2 separate regions of the Homo sapiens genome follow, and region 1 is linked to region 2. A link is an interaction called in ENCODE POLR2A ChIA-PET data of the cell type or tissue named here. Cell type or tissue: HepG2. All regions are shown on one strand. Links, peaks and the distances in the headings refer to the core of each region. The heading gives the core; the rest is flanking DNA. Region 1 has its middle 30 kb from the start of MIR4519. Region 2 holds the start of TMEM265 (transmembrane protein 265).

Region 1 (17,355 bases), core at 4,640-12,639, 97 kb after region 2:
AAATATTAAAAAATTAGCCCAGCATGATGGCATGTGCCTGTAGTCCCAGCTACTGGGGTGGGGTGGCAAGGTGAGAGGATCACTTTAGCCTGAGAGGTCTGAGCTGCCGAGAACTTATGATCACGCTGCTGCACTCCAGCCTGGGCAACAGAGTTGAGACCCTGTCTTTTTTTTTTTTTTTTTTTTTGAGACAGGTTCTCCCTTTGTTGTTCAGGCTGGAGTGCAGTAGTACAATCATGGCTCACTGAAGCCTCAAACTCCACATCTCAAGCGATCCTCCCACCTCAGCCTCCCAAGTAGCTGGGACTTACAGGTGCATATCACCATGCCTGGCTAATTTTTGTATTTTTTGTAGAGATGGGGTTTTGCCATGTTGCTCAGGCTGGTCTTGAATTTCTGGGCTCAAGTAATTCACCCACTTCAGCCTCCCAAAGTGCTGGGATTACAGGTGTGAGCCACTCGCCTGGCCAAGACTCCATCTCTTTGTATTTTTTTTTTTGTTTTTTGAGACAGAGTCTTGCTCTGTCACCCAGGCTGGAGTGCAATGGTGCTGTCTTGACTCACTGCATCCCCTGCCTACCAGGTTCAAGCGATTCTCCTGCCTCAGCTTCCTGGGTAGCTGGGACTACAGGTGCGTGCCACCACACCTGGCTAATTTTTGTATTTTTTTGGTAGAGACAGGGTTTCACTATGTTGGCCAGGCTGGTCTTGAACTCCTGACCTCGTGATCCACCTGCCTCAGCCTCCCAAAATGCTGGGATTACAGGCATGAGCCACCGCGCCCGGCCGACTCCATCTCTTTAAAAAATTTTTTTTCAACTCTCGTCACTGAGTGAAACTTTGCCACCCTACTGACACTTATGTATATCCTTAATGCCCAGTTGTTGGTGCCTAATAGTGTTTACCATTAAAATAACCAGGAGTTCTTGGAGGGTAGCTGATTACATTTCTTGAGACAAGAAAAATCAGGATGGGTCTATAGCATCCTGTTCATTCCAGAAAGTAAGGATATTTTCAAGGATATTGGGGTAGTGGTACAAAGACAAAGGTGATAATAATTTTTTTTTGAGGCGGAGTTTTGCTCTTGTTGCCCAGGCTGTAGTGCAATAGAGCCTCTTGCCTCACTGCAATCTCTAGGTTCAAGTGATTCTCCTGCCTCAGCCTCCCGAGTAGCTGGGATTACAGGCGCCCACCACCACGCCCAGCTAATTTTTGTATCTTTAGTAGAGATGGGGTTTCACCATGTTGGCCAGGCTGGTCTCAAACTCCTGACCTCAGGTGATCCACTCACCTCAGCCTCCCCAAGTGCTGGGATTACAGGCGTGAGCCACTGAGCCCAGCCGTGAGGACTTTAAATAAGAAGATGCAGATAAAGCACTTAGCACTGGGCCTGCAGCATAGGACATGATTCAAATGAGTTAGTTTATTGAAGAGGGCAGGGGGTGGTAGCAGGAACAGACATCAGAGAGGCAGAGTGCAGAGAGGAGCTTTCCCAGGCATGCTGTCTGGCTGATCAGGTGGCCAGTCAGTTGACTGGCACATGCTAACTGAGTCCCAACAAGGTGCCAGCCACTGGAGACATAATGGTGAACAATGCAGGGCCCTACAATTTTTCCTCCTCTATGGACTTCTCTCCAAGTCCTACTGGCTATCTTAGCTACAAACAATTCCCTACCACACTTTTCCCTTCAGGCTATTTTCATGAATAGAACCAGGACATTCCAGGCTTGGCTTCTTTCCTGTCCCAGGTTGGGCCACTGGCTTCACCACTGAACAGCCCGAGGTCTCAATTCAGGGCACAGGCACTCAGCTAATCTCCACCAAAGTGGTTAGGAGCATGGGCTTTGAAATGGATGACAGAGGTTTGAATCCTGACTCAGCTTCTTCTTATCTGTGACCTTGGGTAAATAATATAACATTACAAAGCCTCAGTTTTCTTATTTGTAAGTAGGCATAATAATCCCTACCCAAAAGGAATGTGATGATTAAATGAGATTACGTGAGTGTATGTGTATATAGTATACACATATAGATCAGAGATAGATGGTAGGTAGCTAGGTAGGTAGGTAGATAGATAGATAGAGGCACTGAGTAACGTTAGTGGCTGCCATTATTGCCTTAATATTCCAGTTACTTCAGGGTTTGCTCCTTGGAGGATTTTGGATATTTGCTTATGAGTATAAACAAACAGATTAGGCCAGGCGCAGTGGCCCATGCCTGTAATCCCAGCACTTTGGGAGGCCAAGGTGGGTGGGTCACTTGAGGTCAGGAGTTTGAGACCACCCTGGCCAACATGGCGATACCCTGTCTCTACTAAAAAAAATACAAAAAATTAGCAGGGATTGGTGGCAGTCACCTGTAGTCCTAGCTACTCAGGAGGCTGAGGCAAGAATTGCTTGAACCCAGGAGGCGGAGGTTGCAGTGAGCCAAGATCACGCCACTGCACTCCAGCCTGGGTGACAGAGCGAGACTCCGTCTCAAACAAACAAACAAACAAAAAAAACCCCCAAATAGATTATATCAGACCAGTGGCAAAATTTTTTTTCTGGGTATTAATAATGCATTATAGCATTTTCAGGAAGTTATAGCCATTTTATTTCAAACTTTCCCCAAATCGTTAACAGATAAATCAATGAAGAATGTCAGAAAGATTCTGGGAAAAAAATGTCTCTATGACAATAGCCAGGGTGGGCAAGTGGTTGCAAAGCACAGGGTGTATTTGAGTCCACAGGATCTACTGAGATCAAGGCCACTCACAACTCCTGGAGGTGGGTGCCATTCACTACCAGGTAAACAAGAGGTTTGTATAGTTAGTGCAACAGATTTCCAACAGATAACAGTACATTGTTTTAAGGAAAGGGCACCTCTTTCCTAGTTCATACAAAGTTGCTAAGAATTTATGAATGAGCCGAAGAGCTGACTGTGGCCTCTCTAGAGGACAGAATGTGTACCACACTTGTCTATTGGGCTAGATTAGGACCTAACAAACCTGTGGCAGAGAGGAACTGTCTTCTCGCAGGGTCTGGGGCAAAGAGTGGGATTCCCTGGTGTGACAGACAGGATTCTAATAGATGCTCCCCTCAAGATTCCTGTCCCCTGGTTATTCAGTCAAGCACTAATTTAGGTGCTGCTGTGAAAGGATTTGGCAGATGTAATTAAAATTCCAAGTCAGTTGATATTAGGATACCGAGATTATCACCTAGTCAGGTAGCCATTTAAAAGCAAGCTCTTCTCTGGCTGGTAGCAGAACAGGAAGTTATGAGGGGCATTTAAGCCATTGCTGACTTGAAGAAGGAGGCAGCCATGTGCTGAGGAATGCGGAGGCCTCCAGAGAGCTGCCACTACCCAACATCCAGCAAGGAGCTGACTTTGGCTAACAACCTAAACGAGCTCGAAAGTGGATTCTTCTTCAAAGCATCTGGATAAGAGCCCAGCTCAGCCAACACCTAGACTTTGCCCTTTTGAGACTGAGCTAAGAACCCAGTCACACCCATACAGTGGGACTTAGGGAACTGTGAGATAATAATTGGTTGTGGCTTTAAGCTGCTAAATGCGTAGTAATTTGTTATGCAGCAATAGGAAACAAATATTATTTGTTTCATGAAAGAGCTCAGCTGGAGATAACTTGGGAATCCCTCCAGGAGAGGACTCTGTCAGCTGTCTTGCATTATGCTGGTGGAGAGAACACATTTTCCCCACTCCTGATGTTTACTTTTATGCAGGTAGAGATCTACAGGTGTAACATTACTGACCTTCCCCCACCTCCTGACTTACTTAGGAAGGAATGGAGTTATTAGGAAGGAGAAATGGTATGTCTATATATCTGTTTCTTCCTCTGTTTTTCCCCTTGAGAGTGAACCTGTTGCCTAAGAACTTAGGTTCTGTTCTACACCGTCAAATTCCAAGTTGTTTTTTTTTTTTTTTTTTTTTGAGACAGAGTCTTGCTCTGTCGCTCAGGCTGGAGTGCAGTGGCATCATCTCCACTCATTGCAACCTCTGCCTCCCAGGTTCAAGCAATTCTCCTGTCTCAGCCTCTCGAGTAGCTGGGATTACAGGCACATGCCACCATGCATGGCTAATTTTTTTATTTTTAATAGAGACAGGATTTCACCATGTTGGCCCGACTGGTCTCAAACTCCTGACCTCAAGTGATCCACCTGCCACAGCCTCCCAAAGTGCTGGGATTACAGGCGTAAGCCACTGCACCCAGCCATCAAATTCCAAGTTTTACAAGGGGAAGGCTGTCAAGGTCTAGTACTACCTGTGACTATGGATGGGTAAACATGGTCCAGAACTGACGAAGAAGAAAGATGTATTAGTCTGGTCTCACCTTGCTAAAGACATACCCGAGACTGGGTAATTTAGAAAGGAAAGAGGTTTAATTGACTCACGGTTCAGCATGGCTGGAGAGGTCCCAGGAAACTTACAGTCATGGCGGAAGGGGAAGCAAACATGTCCTTGTTCACATGGTGGGAATAATAAGAAGTGCTGAGCAAAGTTGGAAAAGTCCCTTATAAAACTACCAGATCTCATGAGAACTCACTCACTGTCACAAGAACAGCATGGAGGTAACTGCCCCCTATGATTCAATTACCTCTCACTGGGTTCCTCCCATGACACGTGGAGATTACAATGGGGACTATAATTCACGATGAGATTTGGGTGGGGGGACACAGCCAAACCATATCAAAGACCTTAATTAATGGTCTCCCTCATCTCTCCCACCCCTGCCAGAAACCACATATAAACATACAGCCCTGGAAGAACTGACCTAATCTGCTCACCCTTGAGCACTTAGAAGGGAGCTGCACAGGTAGACTGACTTGAGGAAAGATGCCTGCCTGCACTTGAAAAGCCCTGTAGGTAAGGCTTCCTATTCATGCCTTAATAGTCAGATAGTGGTCTGCAAATTTGTTCAATACTGGGTGTTGTAGACTGAATGTATATCCTGCCCCCTCACCCCAATTCATATGAAGAGGTCCTGATACCTCAGAATGTGACTGTATTTGGAGAGGGTTTTAAAGAGGTAATTTGTTGGGAGCCGAAAAGGCCACAGGGATTGTGACCAACTCAGCATTCCACTGGAGGCTACATGATCAAACAGCAAACTGTTTATTATGAATGCAGGATGTAAGCAAACTCACACTGCGCCTGCTGCCAAAAGGTTTGCTGAGGGCCATCACTCCCTGGCTCCGGGCTCCTTGAAGTTATCTACTGGGAAATCTAGCGCCTATTGTTCGAAGGATACAGTCTCACAAGCCTGCTGTGAACCAAACAGCTGACTGACAATTACCCGACAACCAGTCCCCCTTTCTCGTTATCTCTTTTACCAATAAATACAGAGGGCTGTGTAAAGCTCAGGGCCCTTGGCCGGGCATGGTGGCTCACACCTGTAATCCCAGCACTTTGGGAGATTGAGGCGGGCAGATCACGAGGTCAGGAGATCAAGACCATCCTGGCTAACATGGTGAAACCCCATCTCTACTAAAGATACAAAAAATTAGCCAGGCGTGGTGGTGGGCACCTGTAGTCCCAGCCACTCGGGAGGCTGAGGCAGGAGAATGGCATGAACCTGGGAGGCGGAGCTTGCAGTGAGCCGAGATCATGCCACTGCACTCCAGCCTGGGCCAAATGCGAGACTCCATCTCAAAAAAAAAAAAAAAAAAAAAAAAGCTCAGGGCCCTTGTCCACCAGAGACAAGGTGCCCCCTGACCCCTTCTTCCAAATATACTCTTCTGTCTTTGTCTTTTATTCCCGTGTTCACCCCCCTTTGTTCAGTCTCCCAAGGTCCGTGCAGGTTACAGTAATTGAGTTACAGTGAAGTTGTTAGGGTGGGCTCTAATTCAATACGACTGGTACACTTAAGAGGAAATTTAGACACAGACATATACAAAGTGAAGACCATGTAGAGACACAAGGAGAACAAGGCCATTTACAAGACAATGAGAGAGGCCTCAGAAGAAACCAACTCTGCCGACACCTTGGTCTTGGACTTCCAGTCTCCAGAACTATGAGAAAATAAATTTCTGTTGTTGAAGCCACCCAATCTGTGGTACCTTGTTATGGTATACCTAGCTAAAGAGCACACTGGCCACTCAAGAGGAAACTTGCCTTACGCCACTTGCCTCTGTTTGATAGAACCTAACATACTATTCTGACTGCTAATTGTAAATAAAATAAGGAATAATTAAAGAAAAGTTACAGCCCATCTAAGGGACTCAGAAACCAGAGGAGGGAAGATCAAGCCAGTCCCTGGATGAAATGTTATTTATTTATTTTTTAAAACAGAGTCTCGCTCTGTCACCCAGGCTGGAGTGCAGTGGTGCGATCTCAGCTCACTGCAACCTCCACTTCCCGGGTTCATGCCATTCTCCTGCCTCAGCCTCCCGAGTAGCTGGGACCACTGGCGCCCGCCACCGCTCCCAGCTAATTTTTTGTATTTTTAGTACAGACAGGGTATCACCGTGTCAGCCAGGATGGTCTCGATCTCCTGACCTCGTGATCCGCTCGCCTCAGCCTCCCAAAGTGCTGGGATTACAGGCATGAGCCACCGCGCCCAGCCATTCTCCTGACCTTGTGATCCACCCTCCTCAGCTTCCCAAAGTGCTGGGATTACAGGCGTGAGCCACTGCACCTGGCCAAAATGGTTTTAACTGAAGTAAAATTGATTGAAGTCTGTTTTTTAAAAAAAGTTACAAGAGCTCAAACTTCCTTGTCACCAATCCTGTTCTTTCCAAATCCCTGGCCATCCAGCCAAATCATGAGCAACTGCCCATGCGTTAGTATAGGTCTGTACTTCTGGCTATTTCTCATTCCAGACATAGCAAACAATCAAACATACTAGTCAAAATTCCGGCCACTGCGAGGCCATGACAGCAGATTTTGCAGACTCTTCTGTAGAATGAGAGATACTCCAGGAGGTCATAGACACTAATGGAGGGAGAGGAAGACAATGTAGCAAGAGTTGGTGTTGGGCTGGGTGCCGTGACTCATGCCAGTAATCCCAGCACTTTGGGAGGCTGAGGCAGGAGGATCACTTGAGACCAGGAGTTTGAGACCAGCCTGGGCAACATAGTGAGACCTTGTCTCTACTAAAAATGAAAAAGTTAGCTAGGCGTAGTGGCACATGCCTGTAGTCCCAGCTACTTGGGAGGCTGAGGTAGGAGGGTCACTTGGGCCTGGGAGGTTGAGGCTGCAGTGAGCTGTGATCATGCCACTGCACTCCAGTCTCGGTGACAGAGTGAGACCCTGACTCAAAAAACAAAAAAAAAAAGTTGGTGTGAAGGAGTGGATTCTTCTATTGGTGTTTGCCATGTTTGCCATGGACACTGAGCGTTACCGGATCTGCTGGATCTCAAGCACCACACAGTAGACCAGCATGTGATGTAATGCAGCCTGGACTTGCTGCAGAGCCTTCTCTCGCTCCAGTCCCTGCTCAAAACTAGCAGCATAGACCGGGCACTGTGGGTCATGCCTGTAATTCCAGGATTTTGGGAGGCTGAGGTGGGTGGATCACTTGAGGTCAGGAGTTGGAGACCAGCCTGGCCAATATGGTGAAACCTCATCTCTACTAAAAATACAAAGAATAGCCAGGCATTGTGGCACATGCCTGTAATCCCAGCTACTTGGGATGCTGCTTGGCAGGAGAATCTCTTAAACCCGGGAGGCAGAGGTTGCAGTGAGCTGAGATCGCACCATTGCACTCCAGCTTTGGCGACAAAGCGAGACTCTGCCTCAAAAAAAAAAAAAAAAAAAAAAAAAAAAGTCCGGGCGTGGTGGCTCATGCCTATAATCCCAGCACTTTGGGAGGCCGAGGCAGGCGGATCACAAGGTCAAGAGATCAAGACCATCCTGGCCAACATGGTGAAACTCCGTCTCTACTAAAAATACCAAAATTAGCTGGGCGTGGTGGTGCGCACCTGTAGTCCCAGCTACTCGGGAGGCTGAGGCAGGAGAACTGCTTGAACCCAGGGGGCAGGGGTTGCAGTGAGCCCAGATGGCACCAATGCACTCCAGCCTGGTGACAGAGTGAGACTCCGTCTCAAAAAAAAAAAAAAAAAAAAAAAAAAGGGAAAAAACAAACAAACTAGCAGCCTTACAAATACTAATTTGCTCCAAGAAAGATACTGTATCTGGGAACAGCAGCTACAATTGGAGTCACCATCTGATAAAGTTTATGATAGTCCACAGTCATTCTCCGAGATCCATCTGACTTCTGCACAGGCCACACTGGTGGGTTAAATGAGCATGTGATAGGTGTCATCACCCTTGCTTCTTTTAATTTTTTGATGGTGGCATTAATCTCTGTGCTTCCCTCAGGAATGTGGTATTTCTACTGGCTTCTTTTCTCTGTAGGGAGGGGAAGTTCCAGGGGCTTTCACTTAGGCCTTCCTGTCATATTGACCTTCAGTCTATGAGTCAGAGAGCCTATGTGGGGATTCTGGCACTATGTCAGTTTTCAATCAGTTGTCTCAGCTCTAAATGTCACCCTCCAGTACCTGCTCTAAGATAACGGGCTGGACTTCTAATACATTTCTCCTTGCAAAGAACATGATGTTATGCTTTGTCAGTAGAGGGCGCTGGTGGGACATTGCAAGAAGAAGGGGAAGCTCTTCCTGGTTCTGGTCCTGTTGAGGTTTCATTTTTCTTGCTCTTGCTGCAGTTTTTCAGGGGCAGATCCCAGTGGTTCTCTGCCCTAGATGCATGTCCAGAGTGAAAAGTCCTTGGGAGGCTCAAAGACCCCAGTTTGCAACACTTTACCACGTTCCCTCCCCCAATATGGACACCACAAATCCCATACCACATGCCGCCTTTGCTGTGAGTGGCTCCTGGCACTTGGATAGTTTTTGCACACCCACCACTGGTCCTGACCTTTATTGGCTTTCTCTAGCACTGAACTCTGGCAGAGCACGCTTCTCCAGTACTTGGCTTCTGTAGCAGTCTAGCTTTCTCCAGCACTGTGCTCTCACCAAGCGCACTTTATCTAACAGGTAGAAAGCATGGCTTTCTCTGCCACTTGGTTCCTGTATGGGTAGAGCTTCCTCAGGCACTGGGCTCTCGCTGAGTCTGCATGCTCTCGTGCTTGACTCCTCTAATAGCCTGACTCTCTACAGTGCTTGATCCTTGCACTGGCAAAGCTCTTTCCAGCAATGGGCTCCTGCAGAGTGAGTTTCCTACAGTTCTTGGTTCCAACAGTGCTTGGTGGAATAGCAGCTTCACCTGATACCCCAGAGGGCAGATTTCTAGGAGGTCTCATTTGGTGAGGCATGTCAGTGGCTTCTCTGCCATGCCTTTCAAATGACATCTGGATCTCAGCCCTTGTGGGAGAAGATTCTTCATTGGATACTGTATCTCAGCCCCGGGGATAGTAGCTGATCTTTATATCTGCCACCTCTGTATTTCTGCATTCTTTTTTTTTTTTTCTTTTTATTGAGACAGCACTCTGTTGCCCAGGCTGGAGTACAGTGGTGCAATCACAGCTCACTGCAGCCTCAAACTCCTGGGCTCAAGAGATCCTTCAGCTGGGCGCAGTGGCTCATGCCTATAATCCCAGCACTTTGGGAGGCCGAGACAGGCGGATCACAAGATCAGGAGATCGAGACCAGCCTGGCCAACGTGGTGAAACCCCGTCTCTACTAACAATACAAAAATTAGCTGTGCATGGTGGCAGGTGCCTGTAGTCCCAGCTACTCCGGAGGCTGAGGCAGGAGAATTGCTTGAACCCGGGAGGCAGAGGTTGTAGTGAGCTGAGCTGAGATCACGCCACTGCACTCCAGCCTGGGCAACAGAGCGAGACTCCATCTCAAAAAAAAAAAAAAAGAAAGATCCTTCAGCCTCAGCCTCCTCAGTAGCTGGGACCACAGGTTTGCACCACCATGCCTGGCTAATTTTAAAATTTATTTATTTATTTATTTATTTATTTATTTATTTATTTTTTGGAGATGGAGTCTCACTCTGTGGCCCAGGCTGGAGTGCAGTGGCGCGATCTCAGCTCACTGCAAGCTCCGCCTTCTGGGTTTAAGAGATTCTCCTGCTTCAGCCTCCCGAGTAGCTGGGACTACAGGCGCCCACCAACACGCCCGGCTAAATTTTTTTGTATTTTTAGTAGAGACGGGGTTTCACTGTGTTAGCCAGGATGGTCTCGATCTCCTGACCTCGTGATCCGCCCACCTAGGCCTCCCAAAGTTCTGGGATTACAGGCATGAGCCACTGCGCCCGGCTTAAAATTTATCTTTATTTTTTGTAGAGATGAGGTCTTACTATATTGCCCAGGCTCTCTGTATTCTTTAGAATTGTCTTTAGCTCTCATTAACCAATTCCCTATCATTCCAATCCCCTATCAATAATTCCTTATGTTAAACTCCCATTGTGGCTTCTGCCTTTTGATTGAACCTTAACTGATATAATAAGTGGCACTGGGAGTGATCCCAGGAGACAGACCTGTGGAGATGGATTTGGGGATTTATTTAATCACACCCTGGGCTTGAGCTCCCTGCTGAGCTCCTTGCCTTGGGAAGTGGGATGCCAGCAACCCATGGCCTGCAGTAGCATTCCAGCTAGTGACGCTGTCACGTGATGGTGGTGAAGTGCCTACTGAAGCACATGCCTTGGGAACCCAAATGGCTGCTATTCTTGACTACAGTGACAGCAGTAATGACCAAGGAGCAAGGACTGTGGTGTGCGATGGATTCTTTTCAGTACAGTCGAGTTATTACAAAGAGAAAATGGCAAGCTCAGGTCTATTCACTCTCAGCTCAAGTCACAGTCTGAGAATCAGAATGCTTCCATGACAAGCCTAAAACAATCTCTGACTTGTGTAGACCCAGGGCTGATATTGCTGAAAGTCAAACACATAATTTAATTGTGTGGTTTGCTGAAAAGTAATGAGTTGAATTTGCAGTCTCATCAAATTTGTCATGCAAAAACTAGGGCACTAATTGGGAAATAATAGGATCCAGAAATTTGGAATGGTGAATCTGGTTGGACCCAGATGAAGCCAACAATATTGAACTCCTATGTCATTCAGAGTCTCCCTTGTGAGTGGAAGTAGCCTGATGTCCACAGTCTGAAGAGACTCACTTTCCTGTCTGAAAAGGCTGTGATAACCTCACCTGGGCAAATGCCTTGAAAGTGGATGCTCATACCCTCAAAATCCACCACAACCTATCTGTTGCCAGTAGGTCTTTAATAGGGTCAAATCTCATCATGGGCCAGGCACAGTGGCTCACACCTGTAATCTCAGCACTGTGGGAGACCAAGGCGGGTGGATCACCTAAGGTCAGGAGTTCAAGACCAGCCTGTCCAACATGGTGAAACCCTGTTGCTACTAAAAACACAAAAATTAGCCGGGCATGATGGTGCACACCTGTAATCCCAGCTACTCAGGAGGCTGAGGCAGGAAAGTCGCTTGAACCCGGGAGGCGGAGGTTGCCAAGAGCCGAGATTGTGCCATTGCACTCCAGCCTGGGCAACAGAATGAGACTCTATCTTGAAAAAAAACAAAAACAAAAACAAAAAAAATCTCACCATGTTTCAGGGGGACAGATACACACTGAGACCCAGGAGAAAATGACCCAGCTTACACACTAAAATAATTGCAGGACATTGTTGATACGTTAGCAGAAAACTAGGGTGTATGGGAAGATGGGTGCTAAGGATGTTAGACCAGTGAGGGGAGAATGTGATACTAGATAAGGCCAAATTCATTGATGTGGGTGCATGTGCTAGAGACTCCAGATGTAATGTGTTAGCTTGTGTACCTGAATTTGGCTGTAAGAGACTACTTGGCTGGTTGACTGGAATTTGGACTTCATGGTGGCCTACCACTATTAAGTGGTTAGTGAAATGAGATGCCAGATCTTTCCTGGTAATCACAAGGAAGAGAGAATCCAAAGGCTTAGCATGATAGACTGCGTTTATCATGTGTACTCTATCAACTCTATTTTATGAGAGGACCCAGAAGGCACTCCTTTTGCTAGGGCATTGAAGGGAGCAGGTGTATCTTTGAGAAGTTCTCTGGTTGCTGTCCTTTGTAGGCCAAGTAAGGCTGCAGGAAATGCACCATTGAGGTGGGCCCTCTGATCTTGGGATATGAAGGGACCCTGACAAGTTAGATACATCAACTGTAAAGGGCAGCAGAGACCACCAGGCAATCTAATTTCTTGGCTTGCAGAGGTCTTGGCAGTAGCTAATGGATTATAGTGTCCCTAGGAACAAAGTAGATGGGCAGTGTACTCCAATATTTCTTGGTCTGTTTCCTTGTTGATCATCTGTTCTATCCATTATTGAAAGTAGGGTATTGAGGCCAGGTGCGGTGACTCACACCTGTAATCCCAGCACTTTGGGAGGCCGAGGCCAGCAGATCGCCTGAGGTCAGGAGTTCAAGACCAGCCTGGCCAACATGGTGAAACTCCATCTCTACTAAAAATACAAAAAAATTCTAGCTGAGTGTGGTGGCACATGCCTGTAATCCCGGCTACTCAGGAGGCTGAGGCAGGAGAATCACTTGAACCCAAGGCAGAGGTTGCAGTGAGCCAAGATTGTGCCATTGCATTCCAGCCTGGGTGACAAAGTGAGACTCCATCACAAAAAAAAAAAAAAGGCTGGGCGCGGTGGTTCATGCCTGTAATCCCAGCACTTTGAGAGGCCGAGGCGGGTGGATCACGAGGTCAAGAGATTGAGACCATCCTGGCTAACACGGTGAAACCCTGTCTCTACTAAAAATACAAAAAATTAACCAGGCGTGGTGGTGGGCGCCTGTAGTCCCAGCTACTCGGGAGGCTGAGACAGAAGAATGGTGTGAACCCAGGAGGCGGAGTTTTCAGTGAGCCGAGATTGAGCCACTGCACTCCAGCCTGGGGGACAGAGCAAGACTCCGTCTCAAAAAAAAAAAAAGAAAAAGAAAAAGTAGAGTATTGAAATCTCTGCCTAATATTGTTGAATTGCTTATTTCTCCCTTCAGTTCTATCAGTTTTTGCTTCATGTATTTTGGGGCTCTGTTGTTAGATGCATGTATGTTTTCAATTATTATGGCTTCCTGATGGATTGACCCCTTTATCATTATAAAATGTCTTTTGTATCTAGTAACAATTTTTGTCTTAAATTCTGGTTTGTCTGATATATATATTAGCATAGCCACTCCACATCCCCGTTTTTTGTTTTTTTGAGACTGAGTTTAGCTCTATTGCCCAGGCTGGATTGCAGTAGCACGATCTCAACTCACTGCAACCCCGGCATCCTGGGTTCAAGCATTTCCTGTGCCTCAGCCTCTCAAGTAGCTGGGATTACAGGCTCCTGCCACCTGCCTGGCTAATTTTTATATTTTTAGTAGAGACGAGGTTTCACCATGTTGGCCAGGCTGGTCTTGAACTCCTGACCTTGGGCAATCTGCCTGCCTCGGCCTCCCAAAGTGTTGGGATTATAGGCATGAGCCCCTGTGCCTGGCCTCCTTTTTTCTTTTTTTTTTTTTTGGAGTCAGGGTCTTTCTGTCACTCAGGCTGGAATGAATGGTACGATCGCAGCTCACTGCAGCCTCCACCATGCCTAGCTAACTTTTGTATTTTTTATTGTAGAGATGGGTTTTGCCATGTTGCCCAGGCTGGTCTCAAACTTCTGGGCTGAAGAAATATGCCTTCCAGGCTGGGCGTGGTGGCTCACACCTTTGGGAGGCCAAGGTGGGCAGATCACAAGGTCAGGAGATCAAGACCATCCTGGCTAACACAGTGAAACCCCATCTCTACTAAAAATACAAAAAAATCAGCTGGGCATGGTGGCAGGCACCTGTAGTCCCAGCTACTCAGGAGGCTGAGGCAGAAGAATGGCGTGAACCCAGGAGGCAGAGCTTGCAGTGAGCCGAGATCGCATCACTGCACTCCAGCCTGGGTGACTGAGCGAGACTCCATCTCAAAAAAAAAAAAAAAAAAGAAAAGAAAAGAAAAAAAGAAATATGCCTTCCAAATTGCTGGGATTACAGGCATGAGCCACCACACCCAGCAAACACATCTCTTATAGTTACTTTTGCATGGCATATCTTGTTATATCCTTTTACTTACAAACTATTTATCTTTGAGTATAAAGGCACTATATACAGTCATGTGTTGCTTAACAATGGGGATACATTCTGAGAAATGTGTCATGGGCGATTTTGTCATTGTGCAGACATCATGGAATGTAGTTACACAAACCTAGATGGTATAACCTGCTACTACAAATCTAGACTATATCATATAGACTATTGCTCCTAGCCTACAGATCTGTACAGCATGTTACTGTCCTGAATACTGTAGGTGATATATATATAATACTGTAACATGATGGTAAGTATTTGTGTATTTAAACACACAGAAAAGGTACAGTAAAAATACAGCATAAAAGATAAAATGATATGCCACACTGGTATACCACGGTATGCCATGGTAAGTACCAGGGCACTTACCAGAATGGAGCCTACAGGACTGGAAGTTGCCCTAGATGAGTTAGTAAGTCAGTAGTGAGTGAATGTGAAGGCCTGGGACATTATGGTACACCACTGTAGGCTTTATGAACACTGTATATATAGGCTACACTAAATTTACAAAAAAGATTTTTTCTGCAGTAATAAATTAATTTTAGCTAAGTGCAACTTTTGGTGCAAATGTAATTGCGGTTTCGCACCATGAATTTTAAATCACTATAACCAGGCTCAAACACATATTTATTAATCAAAATAGGAACCAGTACAAACAACACATTTTTTCCAATAAGAAATAAGTTTGTTTATTCCTGTAGCGTAAAAATCTGTGCTTCGGGATTCAGCGAACTCTTGGAAAGCATTTTCTGCATCCTACTGGTTCGTTTTCCCTGCAAAACTGCTGGGATGCTTGAAGAAGTGGTAGTCAGTTGGCAAGAGGTCAGGTGAATATGGTGGATGAGGCAAAATTTCATAGCCCAATTCGTTCAACATTTTTTTTTTTTTGAAATGAAGTCTCACTCTGTCGCCCAGGCTGGAGTGCAGTGGCACAATCTTGGCTCATCGCAACCTCCACCTTCCGGGTTCAAGCAGTTCTCTTGCCTCAGCCTCTCGAGTAGCTGGGATTACAGGCGCCAGCTACCATACCCAGCTAATTTTTGTATTTTTAGTAGAGACAGGTTTCACCATGTTGGCCAGGCTGTTCTCGAACTCCTGACCTCAAGTGATCCGTCCACCTTGGCCTCCCAAAATGTTGGGATTACAGGCGTGAGCCACCGCACCCGGCCTCAATATTTGAAGCGCTGGTTATGCGATGTGTGGTTGTTGTCATGGAGAATAACTGGGCCCTTTCTGTTGAGCAGTGCCACAGCAGGCCTTGCAGTTTTTGGTGCATCTCATCGATTTGCTGAGCATACTTCTCAGATGTAATGGTTTCACTGGGATTCAGAAAGTTGCAGTGGATCAGACCAGCAGCAGACCACCAAACAGTGACCGTGACCTTTTTTTGGTGCAAGGTTGGCTTTGGGAAGTACTTTAGAGCTGCTTCTCAGTACAGCCACAGAGCTGGTTGTTGCCGGTTGTCATATAAAATCGACTTTTTGTCACACATCACAATCTGATCAAGAAATGGTTCGTTGTTGTTGCATAGAATAAGAGAAGATGACACTTCAAAATGACGATTTTTTTAATTTTTGGTAAGGTCATGAGGCACCCACTTATTGAGCTTTTTCACCTTTCCAATTTGCTTCAAATGCCAGACGGCCATAGAATGGTCGATGGTTGAGTTCTTGGGCAACTTCTTGTGTAGTTTTAACAGGATCAGCTTCAATGAGAGCTTTCAGTTGGTCATTGTCAACTTCCGATGGCCAGACACTATGCTTCTCATCTTCAAGGCTCTTGTCTTCTTTGCAAAACTTCTTGAACCACCACTGTACTATATGTTCATTAGCAGTTCCTGGGCCAAGTGTGTTGTTGATGTTGCGAAGTGTCTCCACTGCTTTATGACCCATTTTTAACTCGAATAAGAAAATCGCTTGAATTTGCTTTTTGTCTAACATCATTTCCATAGTCTAAAATAAACGTAAAATAAACAGCAGTAATGAGTCATTAAAAAAATAAAGTGAGAAATGACCATTAAAATGATGTATAGCATAACCACATTTATTTAAGAATGTATTCCAAAATCAAATGGCAAATTTCAACAATTACTTTTGCACTCACTTAGTAACTTTATAACTTTTTTTTTTTTTTTTTTTTGAGATGGAGTCCTGCTTTGGCGCCCAGGTTGGAGTGCAGTATTGTGATCTCGGCTCACGGCAACCTCTGCCTCCCGGGTTCAAGTGATTCTTCTGCCTCAGCCTCCTGAGTAGCTGGGATTACAGGCGCATGCCACCAGGCCTGGCTAATTTTTGTATTTTTAGTAGAGACGGGGTTTCACCATATTGGTCGGGCTGGTCTCAAACTCCTGACCTCAGGTGATCCACCCGCCTTGGCCTCCCAAAGTGCTGAAATTACATGCATGAGCCACCTCACCCAGCCAAACTTTTAAATTTTTTAAACTTACTCTTTTGTCAATAAGCTCATTAATAAATGTTATTACACTTAGCTTAAAGTACACATTGTACAGCTGTACAAAAATATTTCCTTTCTTTATATCCTTATTCCAGAAGCTTTTTCTATTTTATTTTATTTATTTTTTGATACGGAGTTTTGCTCTTGTTGCCCAGGCTGGAGTGCAAATGGCATGATCACGGCTCACCGCACCCTCCGCCTCCTGTGTTCAAGCGATTCTCCTGTCTCTGCCTCCCGAGTAGCTGGGATTACAGACATGCGCCACCACGCCCAGCTAATTTTGTATTTTTTTCAGTAGAGACGGGGTTTCTCCATGTTGGTCAGGCTGGTCTCGAACTCCTGACCTCAAGTGATCCACCCACCTCAGCCTCCCAAAGTGCTGGGATTACAGGCATGAGCCACTGCACCCGGCCAACTTTTTCTATTTTAAAAAGTATATTTTTCAATATTTTAAACTTTTTTGTTAAAAACTAAGACACACATACACACACACACACCAGCCTAGGCCTACACTAGTCAAGATCATCGAGATCACTGTCTTCCACTTCCACATCGTGCCCCACTGGAAGGTCTTCAGAGGCAATAACACGCATGGAGCTGTCATCTCCTATGATAACACATTCTTCTGGAATCCCTCCTGTAGGACCTGCCTGAGGCTCTTCTTGAGGCACTATCACTCTTTCAAAAAATGTCCATGGAGGTTTGCTTGGCTTCTTTCTTTCTTTTATTTTAATCATACATTTGCTTGTAAACAGATAATGCACCATGAACATATCTCTATTAATGAAAACCGTTCAGTATGGGGGTCCGTGTTTTCAACGTTTTAAGGAGTTTGT
Region 2 (12,326 bases), core at 4,000-11,999:
CTCTCATTTCTTTTCCCTCGGTTCCTAGACGTTCCTCGGAGCTCTTTGATGCCTCAGACCTTTCCCTTTTATCCCTCTTGCTCAGGTGCTTCCTTTCACAACTTTTTCCAGAGGGCAGGCGTCCTAGCTCCAGTTGCTCCATCCCTTGGGCCCTCCCCTGCTCTTCATCTAGCCAAACTGGTTTGAGTCAGCCACACCCCTTCCCAGCTCCCTGGGCTCTTCACGTGGTGGCTGGCCACTCAACCCCACCCCTGGGCTTGGCTTGGAGCCCTGAGTCAGCTCCATCACCACCCAAGCCAAACCAAAGCTGAGGCAGGAGCCGAAACTCAGAGTCCTTCAAGGCCTATAGCCAGGTAAGAGCCCTGTTCATTTTTACATTCTCTGTTCACTCCCTGGGCCCTCCTTGTGTCCTCCTGTTGACTCTGTGCTTACCTCATCTGAGTTATTTCTTTGTATCTACTTCCCTGCAGCTTCTTGGCACACATCATTCTTTGCTCTCTACTTGTCTCGCCCCTTTCACCTTTCCTATCCTTCGTTACTTGGGTTCAGGGAGCCAAGGTGGTTTCATTTTGTCTGGGTTGTAGGGGAATGGTTGGAGATAAGGGTAGAAAGGTGGTTTGATGCCAGGGCCTAGAGGACCTGAGAAGTAGGGAGACAAGAAATGATTAAGTAGGGCATCATTTTGCAGGTTTCTGTGTGGTAATGAGGTCATTTAGACTCAGTGTACTAGTCTGATTGTGTTATGTGGCCTGGGTTAAATTGGAGAGAGGAGGTGGCAGGGAGGCAGCATAGCAGAGGAAGCCCTGACTTAGGGAAGTAAAGTCTTTCTGATGTTTGGTTTTAGTGGTAATAAAGGGCTTACTTGGGTACATTTTCCTTACCTTTCTCCATTCCCATAACTGTTTTCATGTAAAATGGCTGCTTTGCTTGAAACGGGTTGCAGTACCTAGGGTCCTGCTCTCTGACATCTATAATACTCAGGGGGCAGCCTCTTGGGAATTTGGGGGAATTGTAGAGTCCTTTGAAATACAGATTAAAATAACAGATTCATAGCAGCTTTCAAGAGTTTGTATTTTTCCTCCTTCTCGGTGTGCACCTGTCATTTGGCTTCTTCCCACTTGTTGAAACACTAAATAATACAGATAATGCCTTGTCTACACTGGCTTGCTTTCAAAGACTCAGAACCTCAAGCTTAGGTAAAAGGATTCCAGCCACACATTTCCTCTCCTGCTCTGTGAGTCACTAGAGGAATTCCCCAGTAAGGCAACATTCCTGAGTGCCAGGCTAGGCCATGAGAACAGAATGCTCTGAGAGGGGTGGAGTCTGAGCAAGCAAGGCCAAGGGCTCTGTTGTTGGGCTCACAAGTACCTTGACTATCGCCCACAGGTGATGGAGGACGAGGAGAAGGCAGTGGAGATCTTGGGCAACACGGAAGCTGCTCATCCTCCATCCCCCATCCGCTGCTGCTGGCTCCGCCTCCGCTGCTTGGCAGCTACTAGCATTATCTGTGGCTGCTCTTGCCTGGGAGTCATGGCTCTGGTGTTTGCCATCAAGGTGAGGAGTGCAATTCCCATGGGAATGGGGGTGGGTATAAGGCAATGGTTTCATGTATCTGATCTATCTACATTGACCAGTCACTGAATACCTATCAGTGCTCTGGGCCTAGTGCCAGAAATAAGAATAAGACAGGGTTCCTTGTCGTCAGAGGACCCATAATCTAATGAAAGAGGTGACAGTGAAAATGGGTAATTAATAGAATGCAGTTCATCAGTACCGTAATACAGGAAGCACAGGACAGTGTGGGAGCCAGGGAAGATCTATGTATGTAATTATATATGTGTATATGGTAGAATAGGTGACTGGAAAGGCATCCTAGGAGAGGTGACAGGATTAATCTTAAAGGGTGAGTGAGTAAGTGTGGAAGGGCATTCCAGATAAAAGGAGCAGTGTGTACAAAGGCCTGTGGAGCATGACTGGACCAGTGAGGAATAGTGAGAGATGAAGCTAGAGGACCCAGATTCCCAAGGGCCTCCAGTTCTGTGCTTAAGAGTTTTGACTTTATCTTGAAAGTACTGGGGAGGCATTGAATGGCTCCTGCAGGGGAAAGTGACATGGTCAGATTTGAGTTTTAGGAAGATCCACTCTCAAGGCCTACATCGAGGGTGAATTGGAGGGGGCAAGGCTGGAGGCCGCTGAACGGTGATGAGCGCAATCTCTAGGAGTCTGAAAGACACTTGGGTTTTTGAGAGGGCTTCACCATTTCAAAAAGCCTATTAGAAACAGCACATGTCCGCCGGGCGTGGTGACTTAGGCCTGTAATCCCAGCACTTTGGGAGGCCGAGGTGGGCAGATCACGAGGTTAGGAGATCGAGACCATCTAGGCCAACATGGTAAAACCCCGTCTCTACTAAAAATACAAAAATTAGCTGGGCGTGATGGTGCGTGCCTGTAATCCCAGCTACTGGGGAGGCTGAGGCAGGATCATTGCTTGAACCACGGAGTCGGAGGTTGCATTGAGCTGAGATCATGCCACTGCACTCCAGCCTGGTGACAAAGCAAGACTCTGTCTCAAAAAAAAAAAAAAACAAAAAAAAACAGCACATGTCCTTTAGGAAAGGCTACACAGGCTAACTTAAACTTCATGCTGGAATCTTCTCAACCCTAGACATATTTTAACAGTCAGAAACTGTAAGAACTCCTGGGTTCCATTAGGGCAAAATCCTAAAAAGGGCCCTTAATGATAACAAAGAGGCTGGGCGCAGTGGCTCACGCCTGTAATCCCAGCACTTTGGGAGGCCGAGGTGGGCAGATCACTTGAGGTCAGGAGTTCGAGACCAGCCTGACCAACATGGTGAAACCCCGTCTCTACTAAAAATACAAAATTAGCTGGGCGTGGTGGCACGTACCTGTTATCCCATCTATTTGGGAGGCTGAGACACGAGAATTGCTTGAACCTGGGAGGAGGAGGTTGCAGTGAGATTGCACCACTGCACTCCAGCCTGGGTGACAGGAGTGAAACTGTCTCAAAAAAAGAAAAAAAAAAGATGGAAAAGATGAGGCCCATTGGGCTATGAGAATGAGGTGGTGTTTGGGCATGAGTGAAGTTACTCTAGCCTCACTGTTTCTTGCCAATAGTTACAAATTCTGAATCAATCTTGGATAGTTGGAAAGAATGGGGAATAACAGAATTGGAAAGTACTTTCCCATAGGCGATCTTGTGAGCTATGGCCACCCTGAGAAGTAGGCAGGGCCCAGAGATGGGTACCTTATTTTGCAGATGAGAGGTTAGAATCAGAAACTGGAAAGGGAGGTAGAGGGTTTGGATGTGAGATTTTGATCCGTGACAGGGAAGGGGGAGCGGAGTGGGGAAATGGGCACCTTGGGGCAGAAGCAGGGGGAGAACCTAACCAAGAACCTGCCCCCACAGGCGGAAGAGCGGCATAAAGCAGGCCGGTCCGAGGAGGCAGTGCGCTGGGGGGCCCGGGCCCGGAAACTCATCCTGGCCAGCTTTGCTGTCTGGCTTGCTGTCCTCATTCTGGGTCCCCTGCTGCTGTGGTTGCTCTCCTACGCCATCGCTCAGGCTGAGTGACCCTGGATGGCCTCTGCTGAGAGCCAGCCGAGACCTCCTGGATCCTGCAATGCGGCATTGCTAAGGTCCTGTGACAGCAGTGGTTGGAAGGATCCTGGTTGGAAGGATGGGGACTCTCTCAAGGGGCTTTGGAAGAGCTCTTCTAGCCCTTTATAAAAGGAGGGCAGCAGCTGAGACTGATGAGAGGAGGGCAGCCTGCTCTGTTCTTTCAGGGCCCCCCACCCCCATCTCCCCTACCCTAGCCCACCCTAGGGCCTCTACCCAGCGGGAGGGGTTGAAGACCAGGCCTGGTTTTATTAGAATTCATTTTGTAATAAAAGCCTTTTTTAGTGGTGAAATACTCCTGTCTAATTGTTCTCCTCCTGCTTTCCCTTGGGCCCTTGGTGAGAGCCAGACTGGACATCTGACTGATAGCAGAAGCCAGCATCCACCTCATCCAGGAGCTCCAAGAGAAGGAAACAATTTTTATTTTCTTCTTCTGGAAGTTTCCCTTCTTGGAAAGACCCCAGCTTCTCCCTTGTACGTCCACAGAGACTCTGAGGCCAAGAGTAGTAGCAGCTGCTACTATTTATTACTTACTATATTCCAGGCTGTGTTCTAAGCACTTTATATTTCTTAACTTCCTCCAGTTTTCAGTCACTCAGTAGATGTCTGTACTATCATATCCATCATATGAATATATCACATATGATAGGTACCAACTATCTGAGTGAAAACTGGAAGAAATGTTCTAAAATGACAGTGTTCTCGTTTTATACTTGAAGAAACAAACAGATTTGCACAAGGTCCTCAGCTACTAAATGGTAGAGCTGAGACTGAACCCAGACAGTTTGGTTCCAGAGCTGAGAGAGGAGTGAAAGAGTTGGGTAACAGCAACAACCATCCTGTACATGGAGATTTGAGTGATTAAAATGGATTTTCATATCTTTTATCTTGGACCTCATAATATTTCAAATTTTTTTTAAAATTATGAAGTATATCATACATATAGGAAAATACCCAAAACAAGTATACAGTTCATTAACACAAAGCAAACGTGAATAACCACATTCAGTAAAGAAATTGGAACACTGTCAACACTTCAAAGCCTCCTTTATACTCCTCCCAATCACTGCTACTTCCTTTCTTCCCACAGGTAACCACCATTCTGACTTCTAGCAGTGTCATTTAATTTTGTCTGCATTTGAACTTTATATAAATGGAATCATGTATTCTTTTCATGTTAACATTGTGAGATTCGTCAATATTTGGAATAGGTGTAGTTTTCATTGCTGTGTAGTATTCAGTCATATGAATGTATCACAATTTGTCCATTTACTGTTGGTGGACTTTGGGATGTTTGCAGTTTGGGGTTATTATGAGTCATGCCTTTTGGAGTACGTCTGTCCTGGCAAGCACCTTACCATAATTCAGAGTCCAGAAGAGCACCTAAAGGAACTGGAGATGTTGCACACTGAAGAGACTAGAGGGGAAGGAGAGGCACATGATGGCTGTCCTCAGTGTTCCCAAATGCTCCAGGAAGAAGGAAGAGAATAGATTGGTGGTCTCAGAAGTTAGAATTGAAACAGTGGGTAGAAGATAAATATACAGGGCAGTGTTCTCAACATAGCTTCACAGTGGAACCACCTGGAAGCTTTAAAAAGTAGTTAGGCCTGGGCTTTATCCAGACTACATTCTGACTTAATCGGTGTGAGGTACAGCCTTGGCATCAGGATTTCTCAGTTTCCCAATTAATTGTAGTACACATAGTTTGAGAACTACTGCTCTATAGATAAGATTTTATTGTATTCCCTCTGCAATTTCTAAATCAGGAAAAAAGGGTAACACATTTTAGAAAGTGTTTTTGTTTTTTTGTTTGTTTGTTTTGAGAAGGAGTCTCGCTCTGTTGCCCAGGCTGGAGTGCAGTGGCACAATCTCTGCTCACTGCAAGCTCTGCCTCCTGGGTTCACACCATTCTCCTGTCTCAGCCTCCCAAGTAGTTGGGACTACAGGCGCCCGCCACCATGCCCGGCTAATTTTTTGTATTTTTAGTAGACGGGATTTCACCGTGTTAGCCAGGATGGTCTTGATCTCCTGACCTCGTGATCCGCCCACCTCGGCCTCCCAAAGTGCTGGGATTACAGGCATGAGCCACTGCACCTGGCCTGTTCTTTGTTTTTTTTTTTTTTTTTAACTCTTAAGTTCTGGGATACAAGCAGAACATGCAGGTTCGCTACGTAGGTATACATGTGCCATGGTGGTTTGCTTCACCCATCAACCTGTCATCTAGGTTTTAAGCCACCATGCCCTGCTAATTTTCGTATTTTTAGTATAGACGGGGTTTCACCATGTTGGCCAGGATGGTCTCGATCTCTTGACCTCGTGGTCCACCCGCCTCGGCCTCCCAAAGTGCTGGGATTACAGGTGTGATCCACCGCGCCCGGCCCAACGCATAGATCTTAAGTGTGCAGCTTGATTATTATTATTTTTTTTTGAGATGGAGTCTCGCTCTGTCACCCAGGCTGAAGTGCAGTGGTGTGATCTCACTGCAACCTCTGCCTTCTGGGTTCAAGTGATTCTCCTGCCTCAGCCTCCTGAGTAGCTAGGATTACAGGCGTGTGCCACCACGCCCGGCTAATTTTTGTATTTTTAGTAGAAATGGGATTTCACCATTTGGTCAGGCTGGTCTCGACCTGACCTTGTGATCCACCCACCTCAGCCTCCCAAAGTGCTGGTATTACACGCGTGAGTTAACCGTGCCTAGCCGACGAATGTTTTAACGTAAATAAACCTGTGTAGTCAGTCACTCACCACCTATAGGAATATAACATTTGCAGCACATCAGCAAGTTCCCTCATGCTCTTCATTATTATTTTTATCCCCGATATTGACCTATGGAAACCCTTTCAATCTGGTTCCTGTGTCCTTGTGATAAGCCCCGCTCATTAGTAATGTCTGGCACAAATCACTCCAGACTCACCTTGTACTTTCCCTGCTGAAGCCTAGAAATTGGCCATTTCTCCTGAAAAGACTTAGTTCCTTTTATTGGGTACTGTTATTGAGAAATCAGCATCTAGACACTAGGCGTTCTACTGGGAAGTTACTGCTTAGGGCATTCTGAAAGCAGAGGTAAGAGCCAGTAAATAGTTAATGTTATCTACTTTACATCTTTTAAAAATCTTTTTAAAAATTCCAGTCAATCATAGGGTTCTTTCTCCACTTTCCCCATTCCAGATTCCAGATTCCAGATTCCCACAGTTAAGAACCTTGGCTTCCAGTCACATCAATATATTGATTACTCAGCTTCAGAATTATTATCCTGTTATATTACCAAACAACAAATCTAAGTAAAGTTCAAGATTTTTTGCAATTTTGCCTTTAGATTGATGGTATAGAGTCATAGTACTCTATAAAAAGTTACCTGAATTCATTTTTCTTCCCTCATAATTGTAATCCCAAAGTGTCATTTCTAAGATAGCTGTAGGGAGATAAGTTAATTCTTTTCCTCTTTGGCTGGAACATAACCTCCACAGGGTAGGGGTGTGTGTGTTGTTTCATTGCTCTCAGTCTAGTTCCTAGGTCTTAGACGGTCATAAAAATTTGTTAGTGAATGCCAGGTTTGAGCTATGCACTGAGTCACTCCTGGCAGAATCTAACAACCTGGTGGGTTTAGAACAGAGTGTGATACAAGGCTTTTGGGAGAGGGTGGAAGATTGAGAAAGTGTGTAAATCCCAGATAGTAAACGCTAGGGCTTTGGATGTATTTAGGAGGAGTTGAAGCGGACACAGAAAAGGCTTCCTCTGGCATTTTAAGTCCGAACTAAGAGGCCAAGCTGGAGTCCAAGCTGCGTGTGTCCAAATGTTTTAAGGGCTGGAGTGTACTCAGGACAGGCGCTTTGGGCCAGGCTGCTAATATTGAAAAGAGCTTGCTGGGCGTTGTGGCTCAAGCCTGTAATCCCAGCATTTTGGGAGGCTGAGGCGGGAGGATCGCTTGAGCCCCGAAGTTCAAGGCTGCAGTGAGCTATGATCGCGCCACTACACTGCAGCCTCAGCGTGGGCTACAGAGCGAGACCCTGTCTGAAAAAAGAGAAAATGCTGAATTCAGTTAGGGATGCTTGGAGGAGACCGAGGGAACCCTGCTCAAGTCTGGGAACTAGAGGCGCGGGAAGGTCCTGCTTCCCCGCCACCCAGAGATCACGTTTCCCAGTAAACCCAACTTCCGGGTCCCATTCCAGGCCTCCAAGCCCACGTGACAACAAGCTCCGCCCTCTGCTGTCCCGCAGATGCCACTCGGTGATTGGCCGCGTCTGAAGCCGCGCCCCGGCGTCGCGTTGCAGCCTTAGGTCCAGCCGAGCGCCGACTCACGCCCCAGCCCCAATTGGGCGGCCGGTTTCCAATTGGAAGGGCTTCTGAGCCTCAGTCTTCGGGCGGCGCTGACCATTGGCGGGCAGGATGGAGGCGGAGCCTTGGGTTGTCGCCCGCCGCCGGGGGTTAAGGTGAGCGACTGCAGGCAAACCCGGCGACAGCGCAGCTCGCGTCGACCCTGGCTCCTCTGCCTGCCCCCTCAGGTGAGCCTGCGCTAGACCCCCGTCCCCTTCCTGCGCCCGCCCGAATGCGCCTGCGCGGCAACAGCCGCCTGCCCTTGCGCCCCTTCCCCCTGCCTCCTGGGCACATCTCCCCACTCCCCTCCCTGCCCTGCCATCCTCCCGCCCCCAGGCTCTTCTGCGGGGTCTCCCCAGTCCGGGTCCTTCCCCCACCCCCCCCCACCCCCCAGGACCCTGGCGCCCCAGCTGCAAGGGCTGCGCCCCCGGGAGCCGCCATGCGGGTCGTCTCAGAGCCTGTGGGCCTCCCTGCCCTCACTGCCCTCCTCCTCCGCGCAGGCCCCCGCCTCCTTCAGGATGACGCTGGACGTGGGGCCGGAGGATGAGCTGCCCGACTGGGCCGCCGCCAAAGAGTTTTACCAGAAGTACGACCCTAAGGACGTCATCGGCAGGTAAGGCCGCGGCCAGGGAAACGGAGGTCCAAAGAGGTCGAGCCCCAGCATTCCCGCTTCCGTTTGAAGGCTGGAGAGTTCGCGGGTGGTGGTGGTGGTGGTGGTGGTGGTGGTGGTGGTGGTGGTGGTGGTGGTGGTGGTGGTGGTGGTGGTGGTGGTGGTGGTGGTGGTGGTGCTGCTGCTGCTGCTGCTGCTGGTGGTGCTGGTGCTGGTGGTGGTGGTGCTGGTGCTGGTGGTGGTGCTGGTGGTGGTGGTGCTGGTGGTGGTGCTGGTGGTGGTGCTGGTGGTGGTGTGTGTGTGTGTGTGTGTCTTTCGGTGGTGGTGGTGCTGGTGCTGGTGGTGCTGGTGGTGGTGGTGTGTGTGTCTGTGTGTGTGTGTGTGTCTTTCAAGTTCAGGTTTTCTCAGGAGAAGACTGGATAGTTGGTTTTGTTTGTTTGTTTGTTTGTTTTTGAGACGGAGTCTCGCTCTGTCGCCCAGGCCGGAATGCAGTGGCGCGATCTCGGCTCACTACAACCTCTGCCTCCTGGGTTCAAGTGATTCTCCTGCCTCAGCCTCCCGAGTAGCTGGGATTACAGGCGCGCGCCACCACGCCGGCTAATTTATATTTTTAGTAGAGGCGGGCGTTTCACCATATTGGCCACGCTGGTCTTGAACTCCTGATCTCGTGATCTGCCCGCCTCAGCCTCCCAAAGTGCTGGGATTACAGGCGTGAGCCACCGCGCCTGGTTGACTGAATAGTTCTAAATGGGAAGAATCAGTGATCAGTGGAGAACACCTAGTGACTAGACTCTTACCTTGGGTCAACCCCATTTTTTCACGGATTCATTCATTTATGCCTTCAACACAAAGCTCAACACGGGGAGGGCAGAAAAGATGCGTATGCCCTGGAGGTACTCCACCCGAAGTGACTGAAATTGGCACGTGAACGTTAAAAAGGCATCAGGCTAGATAGGTAGAGGTCTGTATCAAGTGCTATGGGATTCCAGAAAAGCACACCTTCTCAGGAGGAGTCACCTTTGGGCTGGGTCTTGAGGTATGAGTAGGAGTTCAGGGGGGGGTCTTTAAAATCGCAAAAATGTATGCGTGTGGTAGATGTCTCCAGCTTTCATCAGATTCTCAAAGAGGCTCATTAAAGCTGGGTCATAATTAAAACATGGCCTCAAACTCAGATGCCCTTAGTGGTTGCGCAGGAAATTGAAACTGTGAAGTGGCCAAGAGTAAGAGAGTAGGAAGTGTTGTGGAAGGTGGAGGGTTTTGCCCCACCTATGATGTATGAATTCAGATTTGTGTAAAAAAATAAAAAAAAAATTGCACCGGCCAAAACGTAACACATCTGAGGGCTGTGTTTGGCCTGTGGATCAATAGTTTACATCCCTTGATTTAACTAGATGTGGGTGGCCGAATTCCCAAGTGAGTTATGTGAGGCCAAGGAGGCCCCAGAGAGCATAACAGTAAGGCTCTGCGAAGGGCAGCCAGGGAACCAGGATAAGAAACAGGATTTGAGGCTGGATCCTGGAGGGATTTGCTCCTTAGTCTGAGGAATGTGTAGGGTCATATGGAGTTGGTGATAGCCTGAGCAAGGAAATCCTTGTCTAGGACTTTGTGTGTGCCTCATGAATGCCCTTCAACATCCCTTCAGGATGCTGTTGGCTGCATTTCACAGCTGAAGTCCAAGAACCTTATGTCAGGGGACCACTTAGGTTAATTGGTAGCAAATCTGGGGTCTGCACTAAGATCTAATTTTCAGCTTTGGTCTTCTAGTCAATGGCTTCCTACTTATTTGGAGCTTCCTACACTTGAGGGAACTTTGGGATTTGGATGGGGTAATCAGGCAAGTGTAAGTGGAATATAGAGGGAGACTTAGATCTTTCTTTCCCCTTCCTGCAAGGAACAGGTGCTGAGGCTCAGTGTGGGAAGGACTTGCCTAGGCTTTCCCATGGAGGAAGTGGCAGAGCCTGGATTTGAACCCAGGCCCTACCTGCCTTCCCTGTGAGCTTTGTGTTGTGCCTTGCTGGGTACTCAGGTTTCTGAGGCTGCTGTGAAGCCAGGGTGAGCTCCTAAGCTTGTTGCCCTGTGATCCAGATGGGTCTTCAGAGTCTGGCACAGCGGGCATGAGGATGCTGAGGCCCCAGCCTGTGCGGAAATGTGAGCACAGAGGCCCTGACTTGTGCTATTTTCCGGCTCTTGCAGAGGAGTGAGCTCTGTGGTCCGCCGTTGTGTTCATCGAGCTACTGGCCACGAGTTTGCGGTGAAGATTATGGAAGTGACAGCTGAGCGGCTGAGTCCTGAGCAGCTGGAGGAGGTGCGGGAAGCCACACGGCGAGAGACACACATCCTTCGCCAGGTCGCCGGCCACCCCCACATCAGTGAGGCTGTCTTCCTTGCTCCTGTTAGCAGACGACCCCCCACCTCCTGCTGGCCCTGCCCATAGCCCACTTCCGCCAACATTGCCTCCACACCTCTCCTCCCTTCATTCCACTAAAGAGTGGCCATCCGTTGGGCGCCCACTGCCTCCTCTGGTTCTCCTTTCTTCCCAGTAACAGCCCGCTGCTGTCCCAGGGTGGCCAAGCCCCGTTAATGTGCATCCACTCCTTTCCATCTCTGTCTCTCTGCCTCTCTTCCTCTCTCCCTAGTCACCCTCATCGATTCCTACGAGTCTTCTAGCTTCATGTTCCTGGTGTTTGACCTGTGAGTATCTCCCTGCCACCATCTGAGAAGCCTCCTCCCCACCTCCATGTATGGCCCAGCATTTGTGGTGCAGTGGGCTGGACCCATCCTGCTCACACCTTCCTGTTCCAGCTGGGGCTCTCTATCACCTGGGCCTGCCTGCTAGCGCATGGCTCTGGCCTTCTCCCTTGGTGCCATGATTGAGGCAAATTCTTTAATAGTGACTAGTGGCTGGGTGCAGTGGCTCACGCCTGTAATCCCAGCACTTTGGGAGGCCGAGGCGGGTGGATCATGAGGTCAGGAGATCGAGACCATCCTGGCTAACACAGTGAAACCCCATCTCTACTAAAAATACAAAAAATCAGCCGGGCGTGGTGGTGGGCGCCTGTAGTCCCAGCTACTCGGGAGGCTGAGGCAGGAGAATGGCATGAACCCGGGAGGCGGAGCTTGCAGTGAGCCCAGATTGCGCCACTGCACTCCAGCGTGGGCGACAGAGTGAGACTCCATCTCAAAAAATAAAGTAATAGTGACCAGCCAGACGTGGTAGCTCATGCCTGTAATCCCAGCATTTTGGGAGGCTGAGGCAGGTGGATCACCTGAGGTTAGTAGTTTCAAGACCAGCCTGGACAACATGGCGAAACCCCGTCTCTACTAAAATACAAAAAATTGGCCAGGCATGGTGGTCGGTGCCTGTAATCCCAGCTAATCGGGAGGCAGGAGAATTGCTTGAACCCGGGAGGCGGAGGTTGCAGTGAGCTGAGTTCGTGCCATTGCACTCCAGCCTGGGTGACAGAGCGAGACTCTATCTCCAAAAAAAAAGAGAGTGTTCAGCAGTGGACTGACCACTTAGAAAATAGATCCTCACTCACCAGCCTCTCGCGCTGCTTAACACGCTAACTATTCTGGTGTCTGTCTCTGCCCATCAGTTCTTTTTCTGGTCAGAATCTGAATGTCCGATGCAATTGGTATAATGCAAACCAACTGCAAAGGTATTTTGAAAGAGAATGATTTGAATTCCAAAGATTTAAAAGAGGCCCTTGGAAAAAATTCATGAAGGCTTCGATATATTTACAGAAATGGCCCTCTGCAAAAGTCAGA

The links. Peaks named below come from ENCODE experiments on the same cell type or tissue, not always from the same donor. Only the 100,000 strongest peaks of a DNase experiment are listed, where the experiment ranks them.
Region 1: POLR2A ChIA-PET joins it to region 2 with 13 read pairs; 7 of 35 experiments call an interaction of 5 or more read pairs at or near these places.

What each region holds. Positions count from the first base shown.
Region 1 is chr16:30,836,306-30,853,660 of GRCh38, forward strand. It overlaps a transcript of BCL7C not described here. Among named protein-coding and RNA genes, the nearest start is that of MIR4519, 30 kb to the right of the region's middle. RefSeq lists enhancers at 8,316-8,405, 8,446-8,545. In HepG2, for the core only: a CTCF peak has its summit at 8,577 (motif pointing right); a DNase peak (open chromatin) is centred at 8,566; H3K4me3 peaks cover 692 bases.
Region 2 is chr16:30,740,355-30,752,680 of GRCh38, forward strand. It overlaps TMEM265 (transmembrane protein 265), which reads left to right and starts at 288. Exons shown (of 3, transcript NM_001256829.2): 1 at 288-353; 2 at 1,387-1,554; 3 at 3,428-4,842. The coding sequence starts at 1,390. The coding sequence ends at 3,589. It overlaps PHKG2 (phosphorylase kinase catalytic subunit gamma 2), which reads left to right and starts at 8,071. Exons shown (of 10, transcript NM_000294.3): 1 at 8,071-8,136; 2 at 8,449-8,561; 3 at 10,752-10,927; 4 at 11,195-11,249. The coding sequence starts at 8,467. It overlaps SRCAP (Snf2 related CREBBP activator protein), which reads left to right. Exons shown (of 34, transcript NM_006662.3): 34 at 1-1,055. RefSeq lists an enhancer at 576-1,775 and silencers at 7,818-8,117, 8,158-8,297. In HepG2, for the core only: no CTCF peak of the experiment used is centred there; DNase peaks (open chromatin) are centred at 4,937 and 7,907; H3K4me3 peaks cover 1,391 bases.